Regions from separate parts of the Homo sapiens genome. Here region 2 is linked to region 1. A link is an interaction called in ENCODE POLR2A ChIA-PET data of the cell type or tissue named here. Cell type or tissue: MCF 10A. All regions are shown on one strand. Each heading gives the region's core, and the rest is flanking DNA. Links, peaks and the distances in the headings are about the cores only.

The links. ChIA-PET counts read pairs that join two places held together with the same protein. Peaks named below come from ENCODE experiments on the same cell type or tissue, not always from the same donor. Only the 100,000 strongest peaks of a DNase experiment are listed, where the experiment ranks them.
Region 2: POLR2A ChIA-PET joins it to region 1 with 5 read pairs; 2 of 35 experiments call an interaction of 5 or more read pairs at or near these places.

The regions. Positions count from the first base shown.
Region 1 is chr1:64,929,810-64,937,824 of GRCh38, forward strand. All of the region lies in intron 1 of JAK1 (Janus kinase 1), which reads right to left. Among named protein-coding and RNA genes, the nearest start is that of JAK1, 33 kb to the right of the region's middle. RefSeq lists a silencer at 3,981-4,030 and an enhancer at 4,497-4,791. In MCF 10A, for the core only: no CTCF peak of the experiment used is centred there; DNase peaks (open chromatin) are centred at 3,662 and 4,632.
Region 2 is chr1:65,438,053-65,446,067 of GRCh38, forward strand. The region is part of intron 2 of LEPR (leptin receptor); the gene reads left to right. Among named protein-coding and RNA genes, the nearest start is that of LEPROT, 21 kb to the left of the region's middle. RefSeq lists a silencer at 2,474-2,768. In MCF 10A, for the core only: no CTCF peak of the experiment used is centred there; no DNase peak of the experiment used is centred there.

The sequences.
Region 1 (8,015 bases), core at 3,285-5,784:
CATGGTACTATTACCAAAACAGACATATAGACAAGTGGAACAGAACAAAGGCCTCAGAAATAACACCACACATCTACAACCATCTGATCTTTGACGAATCTGACCTAAACAAGCAATGGGGAAAGGATTCCCTATTTAATAAATGGTGTTGGGAAAACTGGCTAGCCATATGCAGAAAACTGAAACTGGACACCTTCCTTACACCTTATACAAAAATTAACTCAAGACGGATTAAAGACTTAAACGTTAAGACCTAAAACCATAATCAGGACACAGGCATGGGCAAAGACTTCATGATTATAACACCAAAAGCAATGGCAACAAAAGCCAAAATTGACAAATGGGATCTAATTAAACTAAAGAGCTTCTGCACGGCAAAAGAAACTATCATCAGAGTGAAGAGGCAATCTACAGAATGGGAGAAAAATTTTGCAATCTATCCATCTGACAAAGGGCTAATATCCAGAATCTACAAAAAACTTAAACAAATTTATAAGGAAAAAACAACCCCATCAAACAGCGGGCAAAGGAAATGAACAGACATTTCTCAAAAGAAGACATTTATGTGGCCAACAAACATAGGGGAAAAAAGCTCATCATCACTGTTCATTAGAGAAACGCAAATCAAAACCACGATGAGATACCATCTCATGCCAGTCAGAATGGCGATCATTAAAAAGTCAGGAAACAACAGATGCTGGAAAGGATGTGAGAAATAGGAACACTTTATGCTGTTGGTGGGAGTATAAATTAGTTCAACCATTGTGGAAGACAGTGTGGCAATTCCTCAAGGATCTAGAACTAGAAATACCATTTGACCCAGCAATCCCATTACTGGGTATATACCCAAATGATTATAAATCATTCTACTATAAAGACACATGCACATATATGTTTATTGCAGCACTGTTCACCATAGCAAATACTTGGATCCAACCCAAATGCCCATCAATGATAGACTGGATATAGAAAATGTGGCACATATACACCATGGAATACTATGCAGCCATAAAAAAGGATGAGTTCATGTCTTTTGCAGGGACATGGATGAAGCTGGAAATCATCATTCTCAGCAAACTAACACAGGAACCAAAAACCAAACACCACATGTTCTCACTCATAAGTGGGAGTTGAACAATGAGAACACATGGATGCAGGGAGGGGAACATCACACACCAGGGCCAGTCAGGGGGTGGGGGACTAGGGGTGGGATGGCATTAGGAGAAATACCTAATGTAGATGACAGGTTGATGGGTGCAGCAAACCACCATGGCACGTGTATACCTATGTAACAAACCTGCACGTTCTGCACATGTATCCCAGAACTTAATGTATAATAAAAAAAATAAACTCTTTAGTACACTGAGATTCCACATCGGACTTGATATGAAATAGGGTTCCTTGATTTTCAAAGAGTCAAAACCACCATGCTGGATTCCCTCAAAGTCCTCTTCACGTTCTAATATTCAGAGGAAGCAAATTCTAAGTACACCTGGATTACCTGCTCATCCTTGTTCAACCGCACTCCATGCAGACTACAACTCCCATAAGAAGGGAGGGCCATTCCCATCGAAAGTAAGGTTTCATCTACCATGGGCAGGTGGTAGCTGTCCACGCCGGGTGTCACTCATCCAAGTCCCCACCTCCCCCAGCAACAGGGTGAAAACATTCAGCCCTCCCCAACCATGGCAGTAGGACACCCAGCATGGTGGGTGTCCTACCATGGTGGCACAAGGCTGAGTGGTTGTATCCTAGGCAATTACTACGCTCCAGGGGCATCATCCCTAGGAGCTCAGACCAGCATTCAGAGGCCTCAACCTTTGGGGTAAAGGAGGCAATCCTTTTGTGTACAGGCTACTCCCTCTCTCCTACTCTCCCATCTCTGCCTATCAAAACTCTGTTCTTTAATGGTAAATTGTTACAAAATTACAAACTATCGGGAGGCACTCTGGTAAGGGAATAAAAAGAGCCAAAAAATAGGAACCCATGTGACTCTCAGAAATGTATCCTAAGAATACATAATGTACACACACAGAGATCTAGCTATACAGCTATTAATCCTATTAATGGAAGTGTTGTTCATAACAGCAAAAAACTGCAAGAAACCTAAATGTATTTTTTAAATGGATTTTGGCTCTAAAAAAGGAGGGGGGGGGATATTCAATCAACAAAGTGCCCACAATATCTTTAACAATAATAATACCTACACTTTAGACTACTTACCATATAACTGGATCCTCTGATCAGGTTCTTTACATCTCATTTAACGCTCATACCAACACTGTGAGGTAGACATCATGGCACTTTATAAATAAGAAATCTGGGCCAGGTGTGGTTGCTCACGCCTGTAATCCCAGAACGTTGGGGGGCCGAGGTGGGGGGATCACGAGTTCAGGAGATTGAGACCAGCCTGGCCAACATGGCGAAACCCTGTCTCTACTAAAATTACAAAAATTAGCTGGGTGTGGTGGCACATGCCTGTAATCCCAGCTACTTGGGAGGCTGAGGCAGGAGAATCGCTTGAACCAGGGAGTCGGATGTTGCAGTGAGCCGAGATCGCGCCACTGTACTACAGCCTGGCGACAGAGCGAGACTCTGTCTCAAAAAAATAATTAAATAAATAAATAAGAAATCTGAGATTCATAAAAGCAGTAATTAACCAAAGGTAATCTAGCTAATAAGTGTCGAGGTTGGGTTCAAACCTAACTCACTCACTCACTCTTGCATCCAACAAACGTTTATTAAGCATTTACTAGTGTCAGCATGGTGCTACATCCTGCTTTGTTGCTGGGGCTTTAATTTTCATTTTGAAATAATTTTAGATTTACTCAAGACCTGCAAAGATAGTACACAGAATTCCCATATACTTTCACTCAGCTACTCCTAACACTAACGCTATGGTTTGTTTTTTTTTATTGACAAACTGCAATAATCATCCATTCCACCATCAAATAATTGAGAGGGCACTAGACAGTCCCAGCTGGCACCTGCCTCTGCCTGGGACTGCCCACAATCTCTGTTCCCCACTGACATCTGACTCTGCACTGCCCTCCCAACTCCACCATCCCAAAGGTAAGACAAGGGAATTAAGAAAATTACCACAAATCAAAGGTTTTTTCTCCCAGTTAGAATTAAGCCACTGCTAACGGGAAGTAAAGCCATGGAAAGAATTATACTTTTAAAACAAGTACAGAACCTCCGAGAAATCTCAAATAGAAAAGAACAGTAACAATGAGAAAAAATAATAAATATAATTAAACACTACACCAGTGGTAGCTATACGTGCCAGGCATCATGCCAAATGTTTTATATTCATTGAATCCTGAACATCCCATAAGGTGGGTACCACTGTTATCCCCATTTACAGATGAGCAAAACAAGGTACAAAGAAGTTAGGTTTTACTCGAAGTTCCACAGCTCAAAAACACTTCCCTTTCCAGGGAAGAAAAAAGAACACAAGGCTCCTACCCCCGTTTTGAACTTCTAAGCTATTTTTAACAACAATGGCCACCATCCAGACATCAGATGTGACCAATCTCCAGCTCAGCGAAACTATTCATGAGTGTAGCATTTTTCAGCCCTTGAGTAGTCTCTGCCTAAGTGACGTATCCCTGTTGTACATGTTTCCAAGGGAAGTGACAAAATTTCTGAGGGACTTGCACAACACTGCCAAAAAGCAGGATTCCAAAAGGCCTTTCACGCATGTTTTCACAATGCCCCAATACTACCTGCCTCTCGTCTGCACCATCCCCTCAGCAATCTCTGCCATGGGCTGACGCCTGCTCTTCAACAGAAGTTATTCAAATGACACATCGTATGCCCTTCTCATGCTGTACTACACTGACTGTCTCTACAAAATTGTGGTGCCAGAATTCACTTCAAAGGATCTGCATGTCTCTGACTACATGACAAAGATGTAGCGTATAAAAAGGGAACTGTCTATTTCTGGCACCACAAAATGCAATCTATTTGCCTCACCAAGCACGCCGCTGCTCTAAAGAAAGTTTTTGCTTTCAAAGAATCCTGGGTTTGCCTTTAAATTCACACTGTTTCATACTGAAGTGACTAACTTTGAATCATTCAAAATCGCTGTGGTCCTTAGAATTTTCAGGCACTACGGAATATACTACATAAATATGAGCATTCTCAAGCAATACACACTAAAAGACATACAGCCAATGGCCTAACCCAGGTCCACCTCTGGAATTTGGGAGCTGACAGAAAGTGACCCAGAACCACTAGAAGCACAAAGCAGAAGGAAAGATAAGTGCTGACCAAAATGCAGGAGGGGACAGGGTATCTTAGGAAGCTGGAAAACATGGAGAGATGTAAAGGACCAAAAGCAACTCCTGTTCCTGGTCACCAATTGGGATCAGTGGAAAAGAGTTTCAGTGGAATCCCAGGAGACATCTCTCAAATGACCTCCGGCTCCAGTCCTGGGAAACTTGCTCAACAAATGATGCAATAAATAACACAAAGGCAAAACATATGAAGCTGCTTTTTATTTTTAAGGCTGTAAGAACCTCTTGTCACAGCTCTGAGAAGGGGAGACTGAAGGCTGGAGGCAGCCACACCAAGGAACCAGGCAGTGAAGAGCAGGGTCGTTTCCTAACTGGGAGACGTGGCATCACTGCAAGCAGAGGTTGTCGTGACTCATCAGGATGAATCCACAGAGCAGTAAAGAAAAACAACAGTGAAGGAAGAGCTTGGCAGCCATTACGAAATGAGAGGGGCGAGAAGCTCGGGTTGTGGACCCACAAGAGTGCCCCCTCAACCTTGACTGTTCCCAAGGCTCTGTCTGCCTGCATTCTTTGAAAACCTTCCATCTACTGGACCTACAGAGTTCTGGTTCATCCTCTCAAAGTCCAGGTCAGATGCCTCATCTTTCCGGTGAAGTCCTGTGGACTCCAAACGTAGTCACTCTCTTCTCTGTGCTGCCACAGTACTTTGTTAAACACATTAATTACAACCTTAGCTTACATTGTATTGTAAATGTCACCCACCAGACTATCCTGGGGGCTATGATTATATTTTACTCATTTGTATTTCTCACAGTCAGTGCCTAGAACATAGTAAGTGCTCATCAGATGAATGATGAGGGTCCACTAGTAGGACCCTCCAGAGTTCCTAAGGCCACAGCAGTTTTCAGGAAGATTCATAATCAACTTATCAAACCAATTTACTTGAGGACCAATCTATTTCTGGCTGTGGGGATATGCACCACTACTCTCCCTGCTCCCTCTGAAATAGGAATGAGGAAGCTTCTCCCTTGATTCCATTCTAGCCATGGGAACAAGAACGCAGATGCATCAGACATCCTTGGGGATGACCCTGCCAAACAAATTATATTCCAATCTCACATCCACCAGACCAAAACCTAAACTAGGTCAAAATCATTCATTCATACTGAGAGGGTATTAAAAGAAATATTTCTGACCCTTTCCCTCCTCTACCCATCAGCAGATGAAATGAGAAAGACCAGTCATAACTCTTTTTTTTGTTTGTTTGAGACAGAGTTTCACTCTTGTTGCCCAGGCTAGAGTGCAATGGCGTGATCAGGGCTCACTGCAACCTCCGCCTCCCGGGTTCAAGCGATTCTCCTGCCTCAGCCTCCTGAGTAGCTGGGATTACAGGCGTGTGCCACCACGCCCAGCTAATTTTTGTATTTTTTAGTAGAGATGGGGTTTCGCCATGTTGGTCAGGCTGGTCTCGAACTCTCCTGACCTCGTGATCTGCCTGCCTCGGCCTCCCAAAGTGCTGAGATTACAGGCGTGAGCCACCGCACCCAGCCCATAATTCATCTTTAAACCAACTCTCCAACAACCTGTCCTCTTTCCTCCTACTCAGACTGAATGAGAAGTCTGGTCTTGGCAGTCCCTTGATGTTTATCCAGCCTTTCCTGCTGTGACAGAATACTTGATGTGCTACCACAGAACTGCTTGCAACGCTGACGGGTCATCTCTGATGCTAAGGGAGAAGAAAAGGGAAAGTCCCTGGAGAGCCACCATATTGAGTCTTTACAATTTCATCTAGTGGACTGTGGAGCCATAAATGGTGCACAATAAATCCAGGAATGCTGGAGGGCGAACTGACAGGATCCAGTAGGAACATCTTAGAACAGACCGGTGTGTGTCTCAACACCTAGGACAGCTGCCCCACAAACAGACGGTCCAGGGACACACCCTTGCCCCTCCCCATTTCACAAAGCTCCCATGGGGCCTTGTCTCCCAGCCTCTAGCCTTACTCCAGTGTCAATATGGGATCCGGCAGGAAGAGGCCAATGTGCAATTACTAAATAAAACTCCTTCATTGACTGAGTTGCCTCCTCTCCTTCCAGGCTCAAGATCAAAGATTAAGCAACAGAGGAGAGGTGGAAGTTTATCAGAGAATCAGGATTTCAAGGTTGGAATGGACTCTACAAAACATTCACCCTCCTCCTCCATGGCAATAACTATCCATACTTTCATTATTAGGCCAAATAAGCCTCTACATTTACCCTCAACTCCACAGGCCCATGGATGGACTCTAAGAGTATTTGGTATTTAAGATAAAAATACAAATTTGACACAGTGCACCCTCCAATGCAAGGTAGGAATTGGTGGGCACCTTGAAAGAAGTATCCTTGTTAAACCTCTAAGACTCTTGTATTGTGGAAGAATTAATTCATTCTTGGGGAAATCCAGTTATTTCTCCCATGAAGACAAAGAGAGGTACCTTATGTCACTCACCCATCACCTGTCTAGACACCCAGGACTTTCACAAGTATGACTGGAGAGGTGAGGCCAAACACAAGAGCTGAGAAACAGCACAGCCCTGTGACCAGTAGCCAGGGTGTAAGCCCAGCTCCACCACTTACTAGCTCTGTGATCCTAAAAAGCAGGAAAACACTAGGACCTACCTACCTCATTTGCTTGTAAAAAGATTAAGTTAGTTAATCTACTTAGAACACCATAAGTGCTATATTTCTTCCATAAATGAAGAGGCTAAGCCAACGTTTCTTTGAAACATGGTATCCCACGTTGGTGAGAATTTCCAATGTGACAGCAGAAAACAGTAGGTTGTACCATATGAAACTGCCAATATTTGACCATTTTTATGTACAAAAATGGCAATTTTATATTAATAAATCAAATATATGTGAAAAAGAATACAAAGCAGTGCATTTACAATCATCCTAAATGCCTAAAGCTTAGGCCTTTTACAGAAAATATTTCAAATGACTGTTTAAAAAAAAAAAAAAAAGGATCAACTATTTGTATGGGGCTAATCCTCCCCACCCCCAGTTTGGTCTACAGGACCTCATGTAGATTGAGCAACTTTGGCTATTTGGGTAGCTGATCCACTGCCAAGCTGGCTCCCAGCTACCACCTGTTACTTTGACAACTCTAGCTTCAGGGCTACCAGGACCATTTGCAAAACTTACACCCACAGAAAACTCAAAGTCTCCAGAGGCATAAGCTCCAACCCCCAGAGAGCTCCACAGCATTCTTCTCCTTCTAGTAGTACTTTTGGTTTCCAGGAAAATCATCTCATGCTCGGGCCACAGTCACAGTCCTGACCAGCACCATAGAAATTTCAGCCATTATTCTAGTTGTATGGAGTCATTCAAAATACTAATTCCGAAAGAAGTTTCAAAGGTCCAACGCCGAGCATCTTTTACCTTTGCTAATTTTTCCATAAATTGAAAGCCTTTCTAGAAAGAAAGGAGCGTATCACTGTTAAACTTCAATTATACAACACAGGCCCTCTGTTACAACTTCTTGTCAATCTATAATTATTTCAAAATAAAGTTTCTAAATAGGCATTAGTGGAACACTGATTAGTAACTGAAAACCAAAGCAGACTTAGTCGATCATAGAATGACAAAAAAAAACCTGGAAAATGTTGACCTCATTATTTCAGTTTTTCAGACATATCCTTAAAGCGAGGTCAAACTGATCCATCAACAAGTCAACTGAACATTTGATATTCTACCTTGGAACAAGGAAACCCAACCATCGATCACTCCAACATTG
Region 2 (8,015 bases), core at 1-2,500, 500 kb after region 1:
TGCCTGTCTCAGCCTCCCAAAATGCTGGGATTACTGGTATGGGCCATGGCTCCTAGCCGCCTTTTTTTTTTTTTTTTTTTTTCAAAAAATATTCCAACTGAGGTTTGGCATTTATTGCTTGAGAAATAAATAATATAAATAAAATAGCTTGATTTAGGAAATGAAGTTGTGCTAGCTGGAACACTGGCCAGGTTATGGCCACGATAAAGAAGAGACCAGCCGGGCACGGTGGCTCACGCCTGTAATCCCAGCACTTTGGGAGGCCGAGGTGGGCAGATTACGAGGTCAAGAGATCAAGACCATCCTGACCAACATGGTGAAACCCCGTCTCTACTAAAAATACAACAGTTAGCAGGGCGTGGTGGCTCACGCGTGTAGTCCCAGCTACTCAGGAGGATGAGGCAGGAGAACTGCTTGAACCTGGTAGGCGGAGGTTGCAGTGAGCCAAGATTGCACCACTGCACTCCAACCTGGCGACAGAGCGAGACTCTGTCTCAAAAAAAAAAAAAAAAAAAAAAAAGACAGTTGAGCTAGAGAGTAAATAAAGTGGCCCCTAATACAGTGGGTATAGATTCATGAAGTGGCAGTAGCTGAACTGTAGCTACTGTTAACTTTGAGGACTAATTAAGACAATGTCAGGAAAATTTTCTTTTTCTTTTTTCTTTTTTTCTACTCTGTGTTTCTTCATTATCTGAATTTATCCTCATGCAGGTTGGAAACTGCTGAAAGCAGTCCATTTTTATGAGCTCTTTTATTCTAAGCCAAATCAGTCAGATTACAAACCCCATTGTATTTTAGATAACCCAAGTGATTATTCAGGTGCTCAAAAGCTTTTAGAGAACTGCTAAACCTCATGTACTTCTGGGCAGTATCAGCAATTAAAAGAGTTTAATTTTCTAGGTGAAACTGATTCTGGTTTGGATTTCTTTATTTGGACTGAGAGATATTTTAACCAGGTTAAAATATTGGTGCAAAGCCATCTCTGATGAGACTTAAAATCATAAAGCTACTTCCCCATGCAGTTCTTGTCACCATTTCAGGGTACTGCTGGGCAATAGGACATGAGTTCCCATTGCTTGTGGGATCTTCAGATGTATATCCCTCCAGTGAATTGGACTCAGTATTGTTGAGACATCAATTTTCCGCAACATGATTTATAGATTGAAAGCAATCACAGTAAAAATCCCGGTAAGATTTTTAGGAGAAATTAATATATTCCCTGATTTCTAACTTATTACAAAGTTATACATTAGACAATGCGATATTGGAGAAAGGACACCCATATAAATCAATTGAATAGAATCAATAATTCAGAAATAGACCCAAAAATATATGGTCAAATGATTTTTGATGTTAAGGAAAAAATAAAAACATTTTAAGCTGAGGAGATACAGGACAAATTATTTGCCCTCATGGAGCTTACCTTCAAATGGGCAAGACAAATAATTTTTAAAGTAAAAAATAATTCAATAGTGAAATTTGGGCTGGGTGCAATGGCTCATGCCTGTAATCCCAGCACTTTGGAAGGCTGAGGCAGGTGGATCATCTGAGGTCAGGAGTTCAAGACCAGCCTGGCCAACCTGGTGAAACCCTGTCTCTACTAAAAATACAAAAAATTAGCTGGGTGTGGTGGCAGATGCCTGTAATCCCAGCTACTCAGGAGGCTGAGGCAGGAGAATCACTTGAACCCAGGAATCACTTGAAGGCAGAGGTTGCAGTGAGCCGAGATCATGCCATTGCACTCCAGCCTGGGCAACAAGAGTGAAACTCCATCTCAAAAAAAAAAAAAAAAAAAAGCTGGGCGCAGTGGCGTGTGCCTGTAATCCCAGCTCCTAGCTACTCAGGAGGCTGAGGCAGGAGACTAACTTGAACCCGGAGGCGGAGGTTGCAGTGAGCCAAGATCGCACCACTGCACTCCAGCCTGGGCGAGGAAGAGAGATTCTGTCTCAAAAAAAAAAAAAAAAAAAAAAAAGAAAAAGAAAATTGACAGTAGTGAATGCTATGAAGAAATAAATCAGGATAAAGGCATAGAGAATGACTTACAGTGGTGCTATTTAAATAGGGTGGATAGAGACGATTGGTGGCTGAATAGAGCTATTGAATAATGAGAAGGAATCAACACGATGGGACCTATTTTTAGGTCTACTCTTTCGATTCTTTTTAATTTTAGGTCTACTCTTTCACTTATTCTTTCAAGAAATATTTGTTGAGCACCTATTATGTGCTCAACATAATTATATTATTCTAGGTGCTGGAGATAGAACAGTAAATAAAACAGACAAAACCCCCAGCCCCCATGGTGCTTACTTTTTTTTTTTTTGGTAGGGAAGCAAAAAATAAACTTCACAAATAAGTCAAATGGATGGTATGTTAGTGGAAATGCTAAGGCAAAAAAAGGAAGAAAGGGATGTAGAATATGTGTGAGTGTGCGTGTGGGCGTGAACGGGTGACGGTGGCTTCTGTTTAAGATACAGTGCCCAAGAAAGGCTTACCTAGAAGATGACGTTTGAAGGAAGTAGAGGCAGTTATGGAGGCGGCAATGGGCAAGATGGTTCAAAAAGAGGGATAAGCAAGTGCAGCGGCCCTGAGCTGGAGCGTACCTGTGAGCTGGCATGAAGCCTTCAGGGAGAGTGGAGGGAGATAAGATAATGTGTGTGTAGGGGTGGATGGATCCTATGGGGCCCAGCAGGTCATTGTAAGGCGTCGGCATTCATTTAGAGATGAGACGCCACTAGAGATATGAGCAGGAGTGGCCTGATTATGTTTTATTCGGATTGCTCTAGCTGTGTTTTAATTAAAACTATTTTATAAAGAGAGGAAAAAACAATTTTGCTTTTCCAAATCAATCATGTTTATGTCTTTGAAAGAGGAGAACAACAAATCACAGAAAACATAAATAAATGCATTTTGTTCAGGGACAGATGGCTGAAGCAACGAGAGTGAATCACAGAGTCACAGAATCACAGTTATGTGCAAAGCACTCAGGAAATAGCTTGGTCCCTAATTAATCATTCCATGTTGTTAAACTCTGTGGAGATAAATTTAGCCAGCAGTAGGTAGAATGAGATGAATTCTCATGAAAACATGTTTTCAATGAAGTTGGCAAAGAATGCTGTGTAAACCCCAAATAGCTGAAACTATGTCCTAATAGCATTGAGCTTGGTGTGCCACATCCTTAGCAATAACCACTTGAGTGTCTGTCCCTGGGGCCTGCAGATGAGGATGTTAACATCTGATTTAGCAGAAGGGGTGGGGAGAGTGATGGGGGACAAGGGAGAGAGTCCTGAAACATACAGGTGGTGACCCTAGGAGCTGACTTTGGTGCCATTTAGGCATATTTGCTTTCAGGACTCACACTTCCTTAGGTTTAAGCTATCAATAAAAGGAAAGTGGTTTCTAAGTCCTAGCCTTTGGACTGTATTCCTTTAATTCATATAGTGGAGCAGGGGGAAAGTTATCATTTTAATGGCTGGTAGCACAATTCCGAGAAGAAAACTTTTTTGTTTATTTAATCTTAGATAAGCCATTTGAGTGTTAAGAGCTATGGCCCACGACAGGGAAGGGATTTGAAATGTTTTAGATAATAAAGTGAGGAGAATTTGGGATTTGCATCAGAATGACGAAGGGGAAGTGGGGGAGGGGTGATACACTAACACCAGTGGAGAAGAAATCCAGGGAAAAGGTGACAGAAATCCTGGCCACTGAAGGGCTGGAGCCTGAGGCTAAAACAGTGCCAGGGAGACCCTCTGGGGTGACAGCCTAAGAATTTTTGATAACAAGGATATTGGCAGAGCAGTGGTGAAACCCTCTCCCCTTTTCCCATTGCTTCTCCCTCCTTTGCCCCAGATTCCCACTCAAAGCCTGTGATACATACTGTTGTTCACTGTGGTGTTCAGGTATACTGAGGGGTAGGAGAGTGAAGAAAAGGAGAATGGTTTGCAAGTGGGGTTAATGTGGGCTGAGAGAGAAGAGGACAGCAAAGAGGCGTGAGACACAGGGTAAAGAAAGCATTCAGAGTAAAATGGACCAAGAGGTGAGTAGGAGAATAAGTTACCCCAAATGCCTCAGAAATATTTGTTGGGAGGACTCTGCTATATGAGACTTAAGCCCTTTTTAAAAAAATAAAATAAAATGAAAAGGTGATTCCCAAAAGGTTGGTGCCTTATGAGGCTTCATCTGCATAGGATCCCTGGTTTCACAACTCCTTATCTTGACCAGACTTTCTATTGATTCCAGGTCTTTAGACAATAACTTAATTCTTTCAACCAACTGTCAATCAGAAAATCTTTGAATCCACCTATGACCTATGACCCCTCCCCTACTCCACCCCACTGATTTGAGTTTGTCCTGCCTTTTCCAACTAAACTAGTATATATCCCACATGTATTGATTAATATCTTTTGTCTCCCTAAATGTATAAAAACCAAGCTATAACCCAACCACCTTGGGCACATGTTCTCAGGATCTCTTGAGACTGTACCTTGGGCCTTGGTCATTTATATTTGACTCAGAATAAACCTCTTTAAATATTTTACAGAGTCTGACTCTTTTCATCAACAGCTGGAATATTTGTTTCTTGATCTAATGATGATTACACAGCAGTTTTAAGTTTGTGCAAGTTTATTTGGTTTTATACTTACAATATATACACTCAATAAAATATGATATACCTCAATAAAAATAAAGCAATGCCTTCCCTGCCTCCAAAAACAAAACCAACCTGGGAATACAAAGATCAAATAACAGTGCCTGCAGAAGCTTAGAAAATCGGCACAGATGTGACATTTGACTCAGTTCAGCACACATTATGGAGGGTTACTATACAAGGGAGACTGCACACAGAGACCATACTCAGGAGCCTGAGGATCCTGAATCACTGACCTAGAGGGAAGAAGTACCAGCCCCTATCTTGAGGACCTCATATTACAAGGCAGTAATAGACATGCAAAAATTAATAGCAACAGTCTGATTCTGGCAATTGGCTGATATGCCAACTCTTACCACTTTTCAACATTGTGCTAGATATGTAAGTGGCAGAAAGACTGAAAAGGAATAAACAGATTATTATTTGCATTCTATGCTCTTATTTACTTAGAAAATCCAGGAGAATCTATACACTATTAGAAAAAAATTACACTTATAAAACTTACTAGATAAAAGATCAGTATCAAAAAAATCAATTGCTTTCCTAAACACCAGTACTAACTAATTAGAAAATGCACTGGGCACAGTGGCTTAAGCCAATAATCCCAGCATTTTGGGAGGCTGAGGTGGGAGGATCACTTGAGCCCAGGAGTTCGAGACCTGCCTGAGCAACATAGCAAGACCCTGTCTCTGAAAATGCAATTTTCCAAATTTTCAATAGGAACAATTACATAAATGATTATAATATATATATATAATTTTATATATACACATCTATATCTGATGTTATAAAGATGTGCAATACTTGGAGAAAAATTTCAAAAATTTTTTGCTGGGTATATAAGCTCTAAATATATAAAAAGATATACTATATTTAAATACTAAGGGATAAAGTATTAAGCATTCAATGAATACTGGAAAAATGATTGGATGAGTTCATATTGGACAGAGCCACATCTCGGTCTTCTTTTGGAATCCTTTCTTCATATAGTACCTAGAATAGTGCCTGACACTGTGGGAAACCAAAATATGTCACCTCAAAATATACTTCTTTGGCGTATTTTCAGTTGGTTATTCAGAGAAGTAGCAGACAGGAATAGTTCTGAAAAGCTGTTCTTTTGGGGGTAGATTTGCATCTGTAGAGGAAATCTGCATTGGTGAGGTAAAGAACAGACACAGAGGCTTTCTCTGAGGTCCACCTATCTGGATCAGGAAAAAGGAACTCAATAAGAAAAGGAGACTAAAGACCTGATACTTTTTTTTTTTTTTTTTTTTTATACTCTAAGTTTTAGGGTACATGTGCACATTGTGCAGGTTAGTTACATATGTATACATGTGCCATGCTGGTGCGCTGCACCCACTAATGTGTCATCTAGCATTAGGTATATCTCCCAATGCTATCCCTCCCCCCTCCCCCGACCCCACCACAGTCCCCAGAGTGTGATATTCCCCTTCCTGTGTCCATGTGATCTCATTGTTCAATTCCCACCTATGAGTGAGAATATGCGGTGTTAAGACCTGATACTTTTAAAGTTTGGACAGTGAAACTTTTGCTGCATCTCTTCCTTCTGAGGGCTGCTCCCAGAGAGACTTCATCTGCATCACAAGACAGCCTTTGCTCACCATGCCTTTCCTCCCCACACCCTCTCATAATGTGTTGCTACCTCCCTGCAGGAGCCTTTAGGACCCTATTTCTTTCTGTAGCTTAAAATGCTATTGAAGCTTCAACTATCTGGCCCTTCTTTGATTCTTCGAGTCTCGTAGTTTGTGTGGCTCCTGTGCACATGTGCATGTGATAAATGTGTATACTTTGTCTCCCATGAATCTGGCTATTGTCAGTTTCTTTTATAGACTCAGATTAACAAACTTTCAGAAGGGTGGAGGCGGGCGGGGGGTGGGGTGGGGAGGGAAATCCCTTTGCTCCTACAGCAAAGTAGTAGGGACTCAAAAAATATCGAAGAGAAGAAAACAAAGGAGAGGAAAGGAGGAAGGGATGAATAACTTTATTTAAATGAGAAAAGTGGCACTGAGTTAAAAATTATTAAATATTTTGAATTCTTTATGTTATTACAATTTTTACTTTTGCTAACATCCTCTTGCTTTATTGTTGTAATAATGTGTGCTCATATAGTCATTAAGAGTTTACAAAACTGTGTCAATTAGGTCCATATAACAATGAAAAAGCAGCAGCATCACTGGAAAATCTCGAGGCTCTTCAAGGTTAAGGGGCTTGCCTTAGATGACAAATAACCTGACTGTTACTCAGACCCAAGTTTTTTGACTTCAAGGGCAGCGACTTTGTACTCTACAGATGCCAATCTAAATGGGCTGCAAGCTAGATGTGTAGGCTATGGATTGCCATCCTAATTGGGACACTTTTGAGAGCAGAAGTAGGTGTTATCCATTATGTTGGGACAATAGGTGTAAATTGGTACCATCTTGGGTACATCCAAGGTACAGTTTACCTTATCTATGGCTGAAAACTGAGTTTAAATTAATTCTTCTTACGGGCAGCACAAGTCAAAAAGCCCTTTGCCAAGCTGCACAGATTGTAAATGCTGCTCCTGGCTGTGTTCAATGTATATTTGGACAAAGTCAATAATAAATAAATAAAGGTCAACTATGAATTAAGGTAGGTTTGTTAGTTTGTTTTTTGGTAAAAGGAATGTCACTTGCTTAGAGAGGTTAATATACTGCATGTGGGGCAAAGTTGCTGGTAAGTATCATTCTTCCTTCTGTCCTTCGAACCCCAAATGACACATCTTGTTCACGTATCCACTATGGTGTAAGACATCACTGGGTGCTGGCTGTAATTTTATCTTCCTTCTTAAAGTCTTTATAACGTGAAGATAATGAGTGGATCTGTGCGAAACTCACTACCAGGATCAGCCAATACTTGTTTTTCTGTGGAGCTTTTGGTGATTACTTTAACTGAATAGAGTTTTTTTTTTTTAAACAGCAAATCTTTCAATGTATTAGCAATTTTAAGTAAGAATCTCTAACTTGTAACACACACTGAACTTAGAGTTTTGTTTTTTTTCTACACATGCCATTTCTGCAAGTGAACTTAAGAAATTTCAACTAATATAGAAGACTTAATCAATTCTCAATTACATGTTGTAAATTAACCTGCTAACAGGAACAGGTGAAACTCTCTTAACATTTTAAGGACATAAAGTAATCAAATATGCAGATTTAACACAAAACCATTAATATTATGGGGTTCTTTTCAATATTTCTATGCTTAATTTTAAATCTTTTTTAGGATAAAATTGTTTTCCAACTAAGAAAAGTATTGTCATCCTATTTTGTGAGATACCACTAAGTCAAATGAGATTGCGTAATGACCAGAGATATTATTAGTTGAGGTG